Regions from separate parts of the Homo sapiens genome. Here region 2 is linked to region 1. A link is an interaction called in ENCODE POLR2A ChIA-PET data of the cell type or tissue named here. Cell type or tissue: CD4-positive, alpha-beta T cell. All regions are shown on one strand.

Region 1 (5,000 bases):
TTTAGTAGAGACGGGGTTTCTCCATGTTGTCCAGCCTCGTCTTGAACTCCTGGGCCCAAGCCATCTGCCTACCTCAGCCTCCCAAATAAATTAATTCATATTTGTATATGTCTCTGTCACTGAACTGTAAGCTCCTAGTGCAAATAAACTTTTTTTCCACTGGGAAACTTTCTTTCCACTAGGAAAAAATGTTTTCCTAGCACAGGGCAAGAAGTTTTCCTAGCACCGGGCACAGTGGCTCATCCTTCTAATACCAGCACTTTGGGAGGCTGAGGCAGGAGGATCGCTTTAGCCCAGGAGTTTGAGAGCAGCCTAGGCAAAATAACAAGACCTCATCTCTACGAGAAAAAAAAAATTAGCTGGGCATGGTGGCGTGTGCCTGTAGTCCCAGCTACTCGGGAGACTAGGGTGGCAGAATTGCTTGAGTCCAGAAGGTTGAGGCTGCAGTGAGCTATGATCGCTCCACTGCACTCCTGCCTGGGAGACAGAGTGAAACCCTGTCTCAAAAACAAACAACAACAACAACAAAAAGGCTGGGCACGGTGGCTCACCCCTGTAATCCCAACACTTTGGGAGGCCGAGGCTGGCGGATCACGAGGTCAGGAGTTCGAGACAAACTGGACAACATGGTGAAACCTTGTCTCTACTAAAAACACAAAAATTTGCCGGGTGCGGTGGCAGGCACCTGTAATCCCAGCTACTCGGGAGGCCGAGGCAGGAGAATTGCTTGAACTCAGGAGGCGGAAGTTGCAGTGAGCCAATATTGCGCTACTGCACTCCAGCCTGGGTGACAGAGCAAGACTCCATCTCAGAAAACAAACAAAAAAACCCCACAAGTTTCTCATTTATCTCCATAACCCAACACATACATTTATTTGTTTAACAAATATATTTTGAATTAAATGCCTGCTATGTAAAGGGACTGTGCTAGGTATTGGGGATACAAAAATGAATACAACAAACTTATAAGCCTTCGAAGACTTTCGTATTTAGTGGAGGAAACTGACAGCCTCGCCCTTAATAGTCAGAATGCATAAGAGAATGTAACTACTGCAAAAGAGGTAGAGAAAAGTGCTCTGCCATTCAGAGGAGAGAGGGCATTTGGGTAAGGATACCAAAAAAGGCTTCCTGGAAGAGGTAGCATCTGAGCTGCAGCTAGAAGAGGATTTTAATTGGTAAAGATCAGGGGCTGAGAAAGCAGAGAACAAAGCATGAATAAAATGCACAGGGGCAGGAAAATACATGGTGAGTCTGGTTAATCTTTAGCCTTAAATGCCAGGCTAAGAAATTTGGGGGAGACAGGGTATGCTGGCTGACATTTGTTTTTTTTTGTTTTTTTTGTTTTTTGAGACAGAGTCTCACTCTGTCGCCCAGGCTGGAGTGCAGTGGCGCAATCTCGGCTCACTGCAAGCTCCGCCTCCGGGGTTCACGCCATTCTCCTGTCTCAGCCTCCCGAGTAGGTGGGACTACAGGCGCCTGCCACCGCGCCCGGCTAATTTTTTGTATTTTTAGTAGAGACGGGGTTTCACCGTGTTAGCCAGGATGGTCTCGATCTCCTGACCTTATGATCCGCCCCCCTCGGCCTCCCAGAGTGCTGGGATTACAGGCGTGAGCCACCGCGCCCGGCCAACACTTGTTTTTTTGTTCTTGTTTGTTTGGTTGGTTGGTTGATTGTTTTTGAGATGGAGTCTCGCTCTGTTGCCAGGCCAGAGTGCAGAGGCGCGATCTCCGCTCACTGCAAGCTCCGCCTTCCGGGTTCAAGCTATTCTCCTGCCTCAGACTCCCGAGTAGCTGGGACTACAGGCGCGCACCATTACACACAGCTAATTTTTTCGTATTTTTAGTAGAGACGAGGTTTCACCATGTTGGCCAGGATGGTCTCGATCTTCTGACCTCGTGATCCACCCAGATCTGTCTCCCAAAATGCTGGGATTACAGGCGTGAGCCACTGTGCCCAGCCCGTGGCCGACACTTGTAATCCTAGGACTTTGGGAGCCTGAAGCAGGAGGATTGCTTGAGCCCAGGAGATTGAGGCTGCAGTAAGTCATGCTTACACCACTGAACTCCAGCCTGGGCAACAGAGTAAGGAAAGGAAGGCACCAGGATTTTTTTTAGTAATACACAACATACAGATCTACAACATGTACAGACCATATACAGCTCCAACCACATGTGTTCAGAACATACACTTCTCATACAACCCTAGACAGCCCCACAGTCCCTTCAAACCCTCACTGACAGCCTGACTCTTTTTTTTACCTTTTCTGTGGTTGCAAAACTGATGGCTTTCCTGAGTTGCAGGGCCCAAGATGCAGACAACCTCATCAGTCTCTGTTCCTGAGATACCAGGGCCTACTATGTACGTACCAAAGTAGAGGCTCCTCTCTTTGGCATGAGAGCAGGCACCTGCTCCTGAGAAACTCCTTCATGTCCCTCTCCTCATCCCAAGCCCCATCTGTCTCTCAGATGACAGGAATGGATGCCAGAAGACTCCACCCTGACTGTTCAGGTTCTCCTGGGTGACAACCCCTGGTCCCCTAATGCCTGTCTCCTCCTCCTCACCCGCTCCTCCTCCAGGCAAGGCTCATCCTCAGGCACAAGATGCTGCCTGCATTTCCTCTTTTGGCTTGGACCATCATTCCCTCCAGAATTCATTCCTCACACTGTTCCCTAATAAAATCCATCTCAAAAACTCTAGATTCCTTCCCAGCCACTTCCTAACCCAGGAAATAAGTAGCAGCTGTGTCCTTTCTCTCCCTCTTTCCCTGGCTGGGATTTGGGCCTCAAGCTTCCCATCCCACTGAGAAGTTCCAGAGCAAAGACTGTCACCAGAATTTAAGTGACTTCCAAACCCAGGGCCCCCAAAATCAGTGCTGCAGAGGGAGTCCCAAGGCCCCTTCAAGCCAGACAGTCACCAGTGGCACCCACAAGCAGAAACTGTCTGTTGTCTAATCACAGCAGGGGAGGACCATGAAAAGTTGTGATAGCCTTTCCCTCTGACACCTTGGGTGGCAAGGACAGTGATGGGCATGGCGGGACAGAGACGACGGGGCAGCTGATGGATAGGGGACACTGGCCTGGGGGTCAGGAAACATGTATTCTTACCCCAGCTATGTCATGGACACCTGGGTAACATTGTGGCAGTTGCATTCCCTCTGTAGCCTCAGCACCCTTGACTGCAAACATAAAAGGATCTCTCTTGGCCGGGTGCGGTGGCTCATGCCTGTAATCCCAGCACTTTGGGAGGCCGAGGCAGGTGGATCGCTTGAGGTCAGGAGTTCAAGACCAGCCTGGCCAACATGGCGGAATGTCATCTCTACTAAAAATACAAAAATTAGCCGGGCTCTATAGTGGGCTCTTGTGATGCTAGCTACTCAGGAGGCTGAGGTACGAGCATCGAACCCAGGAGGCGGAGGTTGCAGTGAGCCCAGACAGCGCCACTGCACTCCAGCCTGAGCGACAGAGCGAGACTCCATCTCAAAAAGAAAAAAAAGGGCCTCTTTCTTCCAGCTGTAATGTCCAAGGAGGCTCTGCGGTAGTGAGTCCAGCTTCCACACAACACACCTTCATTTTTACAATGCTCAGGACTCAGAGGCAAAGCGCTCCCCATTTTGGGAAGTGATCAGGACTGCTCCTGAGATAAGGGAGAAATGCCTATGGCGACAGGAAACCTATGCCTGCCATCCTCTTGTCCCCCATATTAGTTCCAAAACAGGATCCCAAATGCCCAGTACACTGGTGGGTGTTTGTTAAATTTGTTAACAAAAACTATCTTGGCCAGGCGCGGTGGCTCACGCCTATAATCCCAGCACTTTGGGAGGCCGAGGCCGGGGGATCACGAGGTCAGGAGATTGAGACTATCCTGGCTAACAGGGTGAAACCCCGTCTCTACTAAAAATAATAATAATTTAAAAAATTAGCCGGGCGTGGTGGCGGGCGCCTGTAATCCCAGCTACTCGGAAGGCTGAGGCAGGAGAATGGCGTGAACCTGAGAAGAGGAGCTTGCAGTGAGCCGAGATCGTGCCACTGCACTCCAGCCTGGGCGACAGAGCAAGACTCTGTCTCAAAAAAAAAAAAAACTATCTTGGGCCTGGCGCAATGGCTCACGCCTATAATTCCAGCACTTTGGGAGGCCGAGGCGGGTGGATCACTTGAGGTCAGGCATTCAAGACCAGCCTGGCCAACATGGAGAAACCCTGTTTCTACTAAAATACAAAAATTAGGTGGGTGTGGTGGTGGGCTCCTGTAATCCCAGCTATTCAGGAGGCTGAGGCAGGAGAATCGCTTGAACCTGGGAGGCAGAGGTTGCAGTGAGCCGAGATCATGCCACTGTACTACACCCTGGGCAAGACAGAGCGAGACTCCTTCCCAATAAAAAACAAACAAACAAACAAACAAACAAAACAAAACAAAACAAAAAAACTTGGCGGGGCGTGGTGGCTCATGCATGTAATCCAGCACTTTGGGAAGCTGAGGCAGGTGGATCATGAGGTCAGGCATTCAAGACCAGCCTGGCCAACATGGCGAAGCTTCGACTCTACTAAAAAATACAAAAATTAGCCAGGCGTGGTGGCGGGTGCCTGTAGTCCCAGCTACTCGGGAGGCTGAGACAGGAGAATTGCTTGAACCTGGGAGGCAGAGGTTGCAGTGAGCAAAGATCGTGCCACTGCACTACAGCCTGGGTGACAGAGCAAGACTCTGTCTCAAAAAAAAAAAAAAATATATATATATATATATATATATCTCTTGTCCCAACACAGTGGCTTATGCCTGTAATTCCAACACTTTAGCAGGCCTAGATGGGAGGATTATTTGAAACCAGGAGTTCAAGACCAGCCTGGGCAACACAGTAAGACCTTGTCCCTACAAAAAATTTTAAAAATTAGGTTCTGCTGGACAAGGGGGCTCTCTGCCCTGTTCTTTGAGCCTGCTCAGAGGACACTGCCCTGAAAAGGCAGCCCTACTCATTTCTGTAGGGTGCTAGAAGGGAAGCCTGAGAT
Region 2 (5,000 bases), 82 kb before region 1:
ATGTAAATAGTTACTGGAACTTTTTAATTTGTAAAAAAAAAAAAAAAATCCTAAATACTCTTAAATCAACAATTACAAACCTTCATAAGCCATTCTGGGTAGATTTTTGTTCTTTTGGAAAAAATTTTTTTTTTTTTTTTTTTTAATAGAGACAGGGTTTCACCATTTTGCCCAGGCTGGTCTTGAACTCCTGGGCTCAAGCAATCCTCCCGCCTCAGCCTCCCAAAGTTCTGGGATTACAGGTGTGAACCACCACGCCCAGCCTCATTCTGAACAGTTTTGAAATTAATACCTAGTATTTGTCATGTCTTGTGCTCCACATTTCCACAGTAATAAACTAAAATGCTATATTAAAATAATGTCAACAGTGTGTTTTTGTAACTGAAATAAGATCTGTATGCAGGCGTGGCGGTTCACGTCTGTAATCCCAGCACTTCGGGAGGTCAAGGTGGGTAGATCACTTGAGGCCAGGAGTTCAAGACCAGCCTGGGCAACATGGCAAAACTCCAGCTCTACTGAAAATACAAGAATTAACTGGGCATGATGGTGTGCGCCTGCAATCCCAGCTACTTGGGAAGCTGAGGCACGAGAATCACTTGAACCCAGGAGGCGGAGGTTGCAGTGAGCCAAGTTTGCGCCACTGCACTCCAGCCTGAGCAACAGAGCAAAACCCTCTCTCAAAAAAAAAAAAAAAAACTTCTAAAGTTTAGTTTTACAATTCTACCACTACATGGACAAAATTATGCACTTAGGTAAGATAAATTAATATTTAACATAAATAAGAAACCCTTACTAATTGCTTGTTTTAATTTTTAAAATTTCACATTCATATCAGCATAATAAAATATCATATATAAACTAAAAGTCTGAAAATAGACTGCAGTAGGTCAGTTACTGAAAATAAAACACTGTTGAAATGTGGCCAGGCGCTGTGGCTCACGCCTGTAATCCCAGCACTTTGGGAGGCTGAAGTGAGCGGATCTCTTGGGGTTAGGAGTTTGAGACCAGACTGGCCATCATGGTGAAACCCCGTCTCTACTAAAAATACAAAAATTAGCTGGGCGTGGTAGTGCACGCCTGTAATTCCAGCTACTTGGGAGGCTGAGGCAGGAGAATTGCTTGAACCCGGGAGGTGGAGGTGGCAGTGAGCCGAGATCACGCCACTGCACTCCAGCCTGGGCAACAGACCAAGACTCCATCTCAAAAAAAAAAAAAAGTGTGCTAGGTAAATAGGTAAATGTGAGTATTGCTATAAAGTTAGTAATGTTTAAAAAATAGCACCACAATCATCATAACTATTAATACATTTAGTTTTTATCCATGATTTGCCAAAATAAAAATTGGCACATCCTTGAAAGGGAGATTTCTAAAGGAACTTAAGAACTTCTAAAAGTGTCTCTGGTGATTCATTTAAATGATACTTACTTTTCCTGACCTTAAAACTCTGATTTGAACTTGCACTCCATTTTGTAGTGATGCTACCTATACATATTACACATGTGTGAAGCCTTTACTACAGAACCACCAAAACCAGGCCTTGAGGACTGTGGAGACACGGGAGCTGCATCTGAAGGCAGTCCTGCATGGGAATTAGTACCTACGCCTGAGAAACCCCTCTCTACCCAGATTGCTCTCAGAATTGCCTTTTCTTTCACTAAAATTTTAGCTAAATATTATCATTCAGTGCCACGCGGTGGCTCACGCCTATAATCCCAGCACCTTGGGAGGCCAAGGCAGGCAGATCATTTGATGCCAGGAGTTCAAGACCAGCCTAACATGGTAAAACCCCATCTGTACTAAAAATACAAAAATTAGCTGGGCATGGTGGCACATGCCTGTAATCCCAGCTACTTGGGAAGCTGAGGCATGAGAATTGCTTGAACCTGGGAGGCGGAGATTGCAGTGAGCCGATATTGCATCACTGCACTCCAGCCTGGGTGACAGACAGAGACTCTGTCTCAAAAAAATAAATAAAATTATCATTCGGGGGGGAAAAAATCTTTCCTGAGTGGTATCAATTTTTGGTAGCTTAATACTAATTTAAAGTTGTCAGTTTTTGTTTTTGTTTTTGTTTTGTATTAGAGTAATGAAGTTAATTGTTTCTCTTAACTTTTGAAGCACCTGAAATTTTGAAGATGGTTCTTAGTGGACCATTTTAACAGACTCACTAAAATAATGGAGAAGACTTTCTTCACATGGTTCTAATATCAGAATAAGTTTTCTAAATAGATATGGAAGATATATTTGATAGTGTGTACTATAACTGCATACACTGTCAAGCAAATACAGAACTAAGCTGTTAAATCATTTGAGATTGAGATTTTTTTATTTTTCCTTATTTTTACTGCTGTTAATGGCAGACAGCCAGTATATAAAATGTAGAAAGAGTATCCTCTGAATGTGCTTATTAGAAATATTAGTCAATAAATTAAATATTCTTTAATAGACTTCTGCCATAATGCATAGAGAAGCATCTTTTGCTAATGTACACTTCTAAAATCTGTGGTGGGAGTGTGGTGGGCCAGTTAATGTTGCCAAGCAAGTGATGCTTAATTTGTTTTTCCTAATTTGTTATCATATAACCTTAATGACGCGGTACTTTGAGGGTAGAGGCGTTTTAGTGCAAATCAAAGTAGGTTGGGGATTCACTTAACACAAACAGTAAATGTGAACTTACTGTCCCCACAGACTTCAGTGCCCTGAACGGTTAGAGAAATTAATGAAGGAGCTCCACCAGGTGCCTTCACAACTCTGAGTCATATCAGAATCTCTCCACAGCTCTCCTTTCAAAAATGACACCGTGACATTTCAGGATGTGAAAAAACTTACTGGAAAGTGTGTAAGAAAATATAAAATACTATTGTACAATGTGATAATGTATCATCAGCTTGTTATTTTCAGTGTGCTTCCTTGTAGCGCCGGACTACCATTTCTGAATTTTGGATTTGGTATTTTTTTTAAAGAATCAAACTCTTAAAAGAGGAAATGCTTATACCAATAGCCTGTATGAAGCAAAATTTATGTGAAAGCTAAAGATATGCATGCAGTTAAATATATAAATAAATCTCAATGCCATACAAAAAGAACTTTTGATAATCTATGAACTATTTTAAAAAAGAAAAAACAGCCTCAAACTTATGGGATACCGTTAAACACACCAACATATATATGCATGTATGGTAGGACCAGAAGGAAGGGAGAGGAGCAGAAAATTATTCAAAGAAGTAACAGCTGAAACTTCCCAAATAGAAAAACATTATACATCCAAGCCGGGTGCAGTGGCTCATGCCTGTAGTCCCAGCACTTTGGGAGGCTGAGGTGGGCAGATCAGTTCGGGTCAGGAGTTCAAGACCAGCCTGGCCAACATGGAGAAACCCCGTCTCTACTAAAAATACAAAAAGTTAGCCAGGAGTGGTGGTGGGTGCCCATAATCCCAGCTACTCAGGAGGCTGAGGCACAAGAATCACTTGAATCCAGGAGGCGGAGGTTGCAATGAGCCGAGATCATGCCACTGCACTCCAGTCTGGGCCACAGGGCAAGACTCCATCTCAAAAAAAGAAAAAAAAAAAAACCTATACATCCAAGCTGCTCAATGAATGCCAAGTGGTATAAACTGAAAGACATTCACACTTCAACACATCATAGTCAAACTGTTACAAGCCAAAGAGAAAATACTGGAAACAGCAAGAGAAAAACAACTTATTAAATACAAAAGAACCAAAATGAATCAGCAGTAATCCCTATCAAAATCCTTGCTGGTTTTACTTCAGAAATTGACAAGCTGATACATAAATTCATATGGAAATGCTAAAGATCCAGACAAGCAAAATATATATATATATATGTATATATATATACGTATATATATGTATATATATATACGTATATATATGTATATATATACGTATATATATGCATATATATACGTATATATATACGTATATATATACGTATATATATATGTGTGTGTATATATATATGTGTGTGTATATATATATATATATATATATATATATATATATATATGTGTGTATATATATATATTTTTTTTGAGACAGTCTTGCCCTGTTGCCCAGGCTGGAGTGCAGTGGTGCGATCTCAGCTCACTGCAGCCTCTGCCTCCTGGGTTCAAGCGATTCTCTTGCCTCAGCCTCCCAAGTAGCTAGGATTACAGGTGTGCACCACCATGCCCAGCTAATTTTTGTATTTTTAGTAAAGATGGGATTTTGCCATGTTGGCCAGGCTGGTCTTGAACTCCTCACCTCAGGTGATCCACCTGGCTCAGCTCCCAAAGTGCTGGGATTCCAGGTGTGAGCCACCACGCCTGACCCAAAATAATCTTAAAGAATAGTCAGAAGACTTAATACATCCTGATTTCAAAACTTACCACAAAGCTACAGTAATCAACATATTTATAAATACTACTATGGAGTTGAGCTTCATGATATATTAAGTTAAAAATGAAAGAAGATGGAGAAAAACGTATGTAGTAACAAAAAGCTGTAAACCATAAAAAGTGTAAATGGTTACCTATAAAAGGATGGAGGCTATAGGGGAAAGGGCACAGGGACAGAAGCTGGACCACTTTGAATAATTCCTGTTCTCTAGAATTGATGTTGGAGCCATGTGAATATTTTATAAAACTGTGAAACAAAAGTTAAATAGTTCTTCAGCATCGAAATTAAAATGAATAAACTTAATCATGCACTCACTGTTGGTCTGCACAGAGAAAAACTACTCCAAATAATTTTAGAATACAGTAATTTGAATATCCCTAAACTACTAAGCTCCAGACTCATAATCTCTAGCTGTTTGACATTTCCTCTTGAGTATCATTTCAGGTATCTTGATTTTTCCCCTCTATATGTAACATCCCTGCCTCCTTCCCTCACTGACTCCCACCCGATCAGTAAATTTACCAACCCAGTTAAATGGAACTACCATCCCTTCAGTTACTCAAAGGAAAAACTCTCGAAGTTATTTTTTATTCCTCCCTTTCT

The links. Peaks named below come from ENCODE experiments on the same cell type or tissue, not always from the same donor. Only the 100,000 strongest peaks of a DNase experiment are listed, where the experiment ranks them.
Region 2: POLR2A ChIA-PET joins it to region 1 with 6 read pairs; 7 of 35 experiments call an interaction of 5 or more read pairs at or near these places.

The regions. Positions count from the first base shown.
Region 1 is chr11:18,384,779-18,389,778 of GRCh38, reverse strand. MIR3159 (microRNA 3159) reads right to left here and starts at 1,992; the gene lies at 1,919-1,992. In CD4-positive, alpha-beta T cell, no CTCF peak of the experiment used is centred here; no DNase peak of the experiment used is centred here; H3K27ac peaks cover 2,011 bases.
Region 2 is chr11:18,466,907-18,471,906 of GRCh38, reverse strand. All of the region lies in intron 3 of LDHAL6A (lactate dehydrogenase A like 6A), which reads right to left. Among named protein-coding and RNA genes, the nearest start is that of LDHAL6A, 14 kb to the right of the region's middle. In CD4-positive, alpha-beta T cell, no CTCF peak of the experiment used is centred here; no DNase peak of the experiment used is centred here.